Regions from separate parts of the Homo sapiens genome. Here region 2 is linked to region 1. Evidence: chromatin contacts called from ENCODE Hi-C or POLR2A ChIA-PET data. All regions are on one chromosome and are shown on one strand. The core of a region is the stretch at or near the end of the contact, and the rest is flanking DNA. Distances in the headings are between cores, read along the strand shown. Region 1 holds the start of RPL10A (ribosomal protein L10a). Region 2 holds the start of STK38 (serine/threonine kinase 38).

Region 1 (3,645 bases), core at 796-3,295:
AGGGACCACCCTCTTGGTGCTCCATCACCAGCTTCCTGAAGGGCATTTCTTTCTTCACCACCTTGTCTTGAGCCCTAGCCTGAGGATAAAGGCTGAGCCTGGCCATCCCAGATTGCAACTGCCTCCCTGTTACAGGCTGCATAGGGAATATTGGCTTCCCAGCCAGCAGGGAGGCTCCTGGGCTAAGGGAGCTCAGCTATATTTTCTTTTTCATTTCTTTTGTTTTTGAGAGAAGGTATTGCTCTGTCATCCAGGCTGGAGTGCAGTGATGCGATTGATCATGGCTCACTGTAACCTCTGCCTCCCAGGCTCGATCCTCCCATGTCAGCCTCCCAAGTAGCTGGGACTACATGCACATGACACTATGCCCAGCTAATTTTTTATTTTGTAGATAATATGCTGGTCAGGGCTGGTCTTGAACTCCTGAGCTCAAGTGATCTTCCTGCCTTGGCACCCAAAGTGTTGAGATTTACAGGTGTGAGCCACCACACCAGGCCAGAGCTATATTTCCAAAGGCTGCTGGCCCCAGGCACACTCCTCATCAATTCTCAGGCTGCAGGGACAAACTTTCCGATAGGGCTCAGTAGGATCAAGCCGACCCAGAGTGGGCATGGGATGCTCCAGGAGGTCTGGGGTACCAGTGGGCTCAGATGAAGCTCTTGTGCTCATGTATATTATGACCTTCTGTGTTTTTGTTTCTGACTTGAATAATTTATCAATGGTGTTGAATAAAAGCAAGTTCAATAATGTCTTTTTCTTTTTTTTTTTTCGAGTCTGAGTCTCGCACTGTCGCCCAGGCTGGAATGCAATGGCATGATCTCGGCTCACTGCAACCTCTGCCTCCCCAGTTCAAGCGATTCTCCTGCCTCAGCCTCTTGAGTAGCTGGGATTACAGGCGCATGCCACCATGACCCGCTCATTTTTGTATTTTTAGTAGAGACGAGGCTGGTCTCAAACTCCTGACCTCAGGTGATCCGCCTGCCTCCCAAAGTGCTGGGATTACAGGCGTGAGCCACCACGCCTGGCCAATGTCTTATTAGAAGCAGTACCTTCCTTCCCATGAATTCTGGGTATTGAGCCCATCCGCACCCCCTCCACTTCCCTGCTCAATGACAAGGAACATCTTTTTCCTGGTGAGGGGAAGGGTGTAGGGTATCTTATTCACCCTCTGAGGGCCAAATAATGTGTAATACCACCCACCCCATCCTATAGGAGCTGCCCCCACCAGGCAGGGGGGTAGGTGAGAATGGGCATCTTAAAGGTGGGAGTGACTCAGTCTGGAGTTCGGGAAGGGTTTTGGGCAGATGAATCCGAGGAGAGATCTGAAGGGCTCTGGGGGTTACTGTGGCTAAGAGGATGAGACCCATTGGACAGAGGAAAGAGCAGAGAAGACACCTTATGGGTGTGCAGTGCTGTGTGCCTGTTTTACATCCTTGTATTCCTGTAGCACCTGGCTAGACGCCTTATTCATAGCAGTCACACTTAAAACGTAGATGTTATCAAATTAACTATCAAGTGAAAGTTCACTTAAGGACTTTCCCAGCTCTTCCCCTCTGCAGGCGTTGAAAGGACAGGAACAGAACTTTCCGGACACTTCCCTTACCACGAGTCCACGTTAGAGCAAGGTGCTGAGGGAGGGAGGTCGGGCCAGGCTTCCTTTTGAGAACATAAGCTGGTGCGGAGGGCGCGAGGGGAGAGGGGTTTGAGGGACAAGCGTGCCGGAATCCACGCTGTCAGTGAACATCACTGGGCTGTACCAGTACGTGTGACTACCGAAGCTCGAGCCCCGAACCCAGCCGCTTCCCTAGGGGTCCAGCAGCAGCGGGCGCGAATCGGCACATTACCGGGGGACCGCGGGGCGCTCAGGACTGCGACAACTCTGTGGGTTACCGCGCCGGCCTAGCGGCCCAGCGACGCCCCCCAGCGGCCAGAGAAGGCCGCGCTTCTCGGGGTTGGCCCACCCAACCGCTCTGCGGGTAGGACCGAGGAGCAAAGCATTATCGCGAGATCAGGGCCACTATTTGAGCGCATGCGCAAGACATGCTAGTCTCTTTTCCGGTTAGCGCGGCGTGAGAAGCCATGAGGTGAGTTGGTCCTGAAAGCCCTATCCGCGTTCATCCGCGCCTTCAGGTGCCCCGCCGAGGGTTCGGATCCTGTAGGCCGCGCCGCGGACCCTTGCGCCACCTGCGCCGCGGGGCATTTCTCAAGGCGGGTCGGCCTGCGGGTCGCCCTTCCTACCAGGTCCGATCACTGAGAGCCTCCCTCTTCCACCGGGGCTTGGGTCTGGGTCTGAGCTCCCGTCGCTCTACTTGGTGTCCGGAATCTACGGGGGAGTCCGCCGTGGGCCGCCCGCCCGTCTCGAAGCCTAGACCTCGGAGGCTTCCAGGCAGTCCGAGCGTGTGGACTCCGCGGCCCTGAGCGCCCTGTCGCTTCTCTCCCGCAGCAGCAAAGTCTCTCGCGACACCCTGTACGAGGCGGTGCGGGAAGTCCTGCACGGGAACCAGCGCAAGCGCCGCAAGTGAGTGCCGACCCTGGGGCACGGCGCGGGTGGCGAGGGCCGGCGGGTGCTTAACCCCCCTCCTCTCTCGAAGGTTCCTGGAGACGGTGGAGTTGCAGATCAGCTTGAAGAACTATGATCCCCAGAAGGACAAGCGCTTCTCGGGCACCGTCAGGTTGGCACCGTTCTGATCCCACCCAGCCCTCAGTGCCCCCGTGCTTGCCCCTCCCCTGCAGGCTCCCGCTGAGCCGGAGGCGGGCACGTCGGTACTGATGTGCTAGGGTAGTTCAGACCCCCTGCTCCGGGCAGGCGCGGCTGGACGGACCCCCACCCTGGGTCTTAAAACATGAGGGGAGGCGTGGGTAGGCCTCGGCCGAGCCCGCCGGCCAGCCTGAGAAGCCAGGCTGGCTGCTGGTGAATGTGAACGCTCCGGGTAAGGCTCGGTGGCTGCTGCGGTCCCAGACCCTTCACCGGCCCTTGGGACCCAGGGCTAGGCGTAACCTGTTGGTGCTGTCCCCCAAAACGCAGGCTTAAGTCCACTCCCCGCCCTAAGTTCTCTGTGTGTGTCCTGGGGGACCAGCAGCACTGTGACGAGGCTAAGGCCGTGGATATCCCCCACATGGACATCGAGGCGCTGAAAAAACTCAACAAGAATAAAAAACTGGTCAAGAAGCTGGGTGAGTCCGGCCGCTGTGGTTTTGCATGTGAGATGTGTGGTGGGGGCGGTAGAAAGGCTTTTCTGCCATTTTCGATTTTTAAATGATGAGGGGCCTAGAATAGCAAAGGATCGGCGGTGGTTGCCTAGCTTGCCTGAGTGCTGTTTTAGCTTTGGGGTGGTTTGATGTTTGTATTGCTATGAGGATTCCAGTTGATGAGGGAGGCCAGGCATTGTAAGTTGACCAGCCAGGTGCTGGTGAACTATGATTTGGAAATCTTTACGCTGCGTTGTTTAGGCAGTGGCATTAGACTGCTTTTACAGGTAGGAAGCAGACATTCCCAGTTGTCACGTGTCCAGGGTCCACAGCTAAGAAATAGGCAGAATTCGAGCCCAGGCAGTCTTGACCAGAGCATCCGTTGTACAGCGGTTATGCCATGGATCATGGGTCAGCCTGGTTTTCTGAGAGCATGTTTTGGGACCAGTGAAGGTC
Region 2 (3,645 bases), core at 346-2,845, 1.1 Mb after region 1:
AAGTCAAATGAAAACCATTATGTGATTCAATCTATATGGTTATGCCTGGCTAACTGACTGACTTTACAATGGTACTCTGTGATCACTATAAACAACCCTCTCTCAACAATATGGACTTTATTTCTTTGCGACTGACAATCCATTATCTTTCATTTGGACGATTCAACATTGGAGCTAAGATTATTGCTTAAGTCGCATGTCTAATCTCTCCCACTGAACTGTAAATCCTACTAAACTGTAATCTCTACCTACACTAGAAAGCAAGCACCATGTCTTATACTTGTTTTAATATTCTTCCCCCATTTCATGCACAGTGCTATGCACTTAGCACCTTAAGAAAGATTAACTAGGAAATATACTCATTTTTGATGTCCATTCCTAGGAGTTTATGTGTGATGGGGGATAGGGCTGGGACATGAAATGGTTTGCTATAGCGTTCTCTCCTCTTAGGAGGAAGCTGGTATCTAACGTTTAGGGTGGGGAGGAGAGCCTGTTATCGAGGTGGTGGTTGTTTTATGTTTAGGGAAACCAAATATATTGCCTGGCTAATTCAGAGGCAGGGTGAGCTCAAAGGGTGGAGACACTCAGGGTCTACTTCACTCCAACCCTCCTCGGTGCATTTCAAACAGAACAAGTTTCTCTCCGAGTCTTTTAGTCGTTTCAGAATGAACTGAGAGATCTGGTCTCTCTGCCGGCCGTTCTGCCCGCTTTCTGACACAGACTTTCCTCTAAGCCCTTACCGACTTTTTCCTCTGGCTGTTGCTTTTCCACTCTCTTCTTAAGAATTTTCCCTGCCTTTTCCTGTGATTTGAAGCTTATCTGAAGCCCAGTATCCTAAGACTAACGGAGAAAGGAGCCGACTCAAAGATACCACACCCCAAGGGGGGCTTTCGACATCTCTGCCTCAGACCACAGTTCACAGACCCCAGAAGAAGGAAAAGGAGATAAAAACCGGTGATGACCGAGATCCCTGAGGGACTGACTGGTGGCAGGGAGCAGACAAAGGTGGCAACATGGAAAGGAAAGCCTGGCTCCCGCTCCAACTGCAAAAGGAGAAAGATAAAGGATGGGGTGGAAAGGCTGGGACTGGAAAAATGTGGAGAGGGCCAACAAGGGGCATCTGGAGACGGGGGAAGAAGGGGGTTAAGGAGAGGGGCGGAGAGAGGCCAAGAGGCTGAGAGGTTAGGGCTTGAAAGAGGGCGCCGGCGAGCAGGAGAAAGCCCAAGAAGGAGTCGGAGGTTGGGGAAGGAGGAGATAAAGGAAAAACCCCGGGATGGAGTGAAGACGGCGGCAGCAAGCAACTCACCAGAGCCCAGGGAGAGGCAGGGCTGGGGACGGCGGAGAGCCGCAGACGCCCCTTCGGCCAGTAGTCTCGACTTGAAGGCTGGCGAAGCCCCGGCGGCGGCAGCCAACGAGCCAAAGACGGGAGGGGACGCGTGAGGGACTCTGAGACAGGGGGCAACAGGCGGTTACGGGTGAGGACAACAGGAAGCGTTCCAACTGCCGGAAAAGACGCGAGCGCTGAGGGGCCAAGGCAGCCCGGTCCCCCGCCGCGGAGACGGGCTGGCGCGGCAGCCCGGGGCCGAGACTACGCATGCGCGACTTCCCGGAGCGGCCGGGATTGCGGAACTGCGCTTGCGTGGCCCCGCCCTGCCCCTCCCTTCACCCCCTGCCTAGGGCTGGCTGGACCTGGGTGAGGCCAGATGTGTGAGTGTGAGGCGGTCTCGAAGTAGGCTGGGCTGAGGGGGAAGTTCCATTGTTTTCTTTTGTTTTACTTTTTACTTCGAAATAATTATGGACTCACAAGAAGTTGCAAAATTAATACATACAGGTTCCCTATACCATCACCCACCCAGCTTACCTCAACATTTTTCTTAAGATACAACATTCTCAAAGCCAGGAAATTGACATTCGCACAATACAATTAACTAAACCAATACAATTAACTAAACCAATACAATTAACTTCATTACAGACCACACTCGGATTTAACCTGTTGGGTATGCAGTCATGTGCGTGTGTGTGAGTGTGTGTGTAGTTCTATGAAATGTTGTCACCTGTATAGTTCCCACCCACCCCCCTACCCCGTGTAGAACAGGTCTGCTGGAGCCCTTGGCCCCCCTCCTCTTCCTTAAAGTAAGGACCTTACCTGGGATAAGGTGAGCTCTCATAGGTTTGGGAGGTTACCCAGCGGGCGACCCAGTGTGGACAGAAGAAGGTGCTTTTCAAGGCCACCCAACTCTTATTCTGTACTACTTTTGGGGGTAAAGAGGTCCCAAGTTTAATAGCCTTTGGGCACTTGTCGTTTCTTGAGAATGGAGCACAAAGCCCTCAACTACAAAGTGTCAAGCTCCTGGAAACTAAGATGAACGAGACATGGTCCCTGACTGCCTGCAAAGGGGCCATCTAGGGAGAGAAGGAAGCATGTGCTGCGAGTTATTCATTCATTTCATCTTCAAAGCCCAGTTTCCTTTTGTCTAGCCTCTTAACAAAAATCACTTCTCGCCAGGCGCGGTGGCTCCTGCCTGTAATTCCAGCACTTTGGGAGGTCCAGGTGGGAGGATAGCTTGAGCCTAGGAGTTTGAGACCAGTCTGGGCAACATAAGGAGAATCCACCTCTAAAAAAATTTTTGTAATTGGCCAGCATGGTGGCAAGTGCCTGTGGTCCCACCTACTGTGGAGGCTGAAGCAGGAGGATTGATTGAGTCCAGGAGTTCAGGGCTGCTATGAGCCATGATCATGACACTGCACCCCAGCCTGGGCAACGGAGGGAGACCCTGTCTCAATCAGTCACTACATACATATCAATCAATCACTTCGCCTTTCATTCTCTCTGCCCAGAGGCCCTTCTCCCCAAATGCCTGTTGTCAAAGTCCTACCCATTCTTAAGCTTTTAATAATAGTCCAAGATGTCTGCATAATGCTTTACAGTTTACAAACAACTTTCACTTATTTAATCTCACTTGGTCCTCACTTTGGCAGTGACACACGAGGTTTTGCAGATGAAGTAATTGATACTTAGAGAAGCTAAGTGACTTGTCTGAATTCCCACGGCTAGTAAGCCAAGTAGCCAAGAGGGGAACCCCATTTTCTGTCTGCAAATCCAATGTTCTTTCTCCTCTTCTCTTTCCTCCTTCCAAAGCCCAGCTCAAACCTTATCTTCCTCCTGGAACTTTCCCAGTTTCAGAAGAGGAATTTCACTCTCTCTTCTCTCTTATATATATGTTTTTTTTGGTGGGGGGAGGGGGGTTGTTTTTGTTTTGTTTTGAGACGGAGTGTCGCTCTATCACTAGGCTGGAGTGTAGTGGCACGATCTCGGCTCACTGCAACCTCCACCTCCCAGGCTCAAGTGATTCTCCTGCCTCAGCCTCCTTAGTAGCTGGGACTACAGGACTACAGGCACGTGCCACCATGCCCAGCTAATCTTTTCTTCTTCTTCTTCTTCCTCTTCTTCTTCTTCTTCTTCTTCTTCTTCTTCTTCTTCTTCTTCTTCTTCTCCTTCTCCTTCTCCTTCTCCTTCTTCTTTTTTTTTTTTGAGACGGAGTCTTGCTCTGTTGCCCAGGCTGAAGTGCAGTGGCGCGATCTCTGCTCACTGCACGCTCCGCCTCCCGGGTTCACACCATTCTCCTGCCTCAGCCTCCCGAG

Evidence for each region. A loop is a pair of places that touch in the nucleus more often than their neighbours do. ChIA-PET counts read pairs that join two places held with the same protein, here RNA polymerase II (POLR2A). Pooled maps may share reads with other maps.
Region 2: a loop to region 1 is called in a pooled map, with 9 times the contacts of the local background. The contact joins the promoter of STK38 here to the promoter of RPL10A in region 1. A Hi-C loop is called at or near these places in 4 of 50 pooled maps. POLR2A ChIA-PET finds 5 or more read pairs at or near these places in 2 of 52 experiments (GM12878 and K562).

The regions. Positions count from the first base shown.
Region 1 is chr6:35,466,356-35,470,000 of GRCh38, forward strand. It overlaps RPL10A (ribosomal protein L10a), which reads left to right and starts at 2,046. Exons shown (of 6, transcript NM_007104.5): 1 at 2,046-2,084; 2 at 2,444-2,518; 3 at 2,592-2,672; 4 at 3,026-3,174. The coding sequence starts at 2,080. It overlaps FANCE (FA complementation group E), which reads left to right. Exons shown (of 10, transcript NM_021922.3): 10 at 1-747. RefSeq lists enhancers at 1,486-1,535, 1,812-2,368, 2,546-2,615, 2,676-2,775.
Region 2 is chr6:36,545,884-36,549,528 of GRCh38, forward strand. STK38 (serine/threonine kinase 38) reads right to left here and starts at 1,596. Exons shown (of 14, transcript NM_007271.4): 1 at 1,307-1,596. RefSeq lists an enhancer at 1,131-1,654 and a silencer at 1,402-1,741.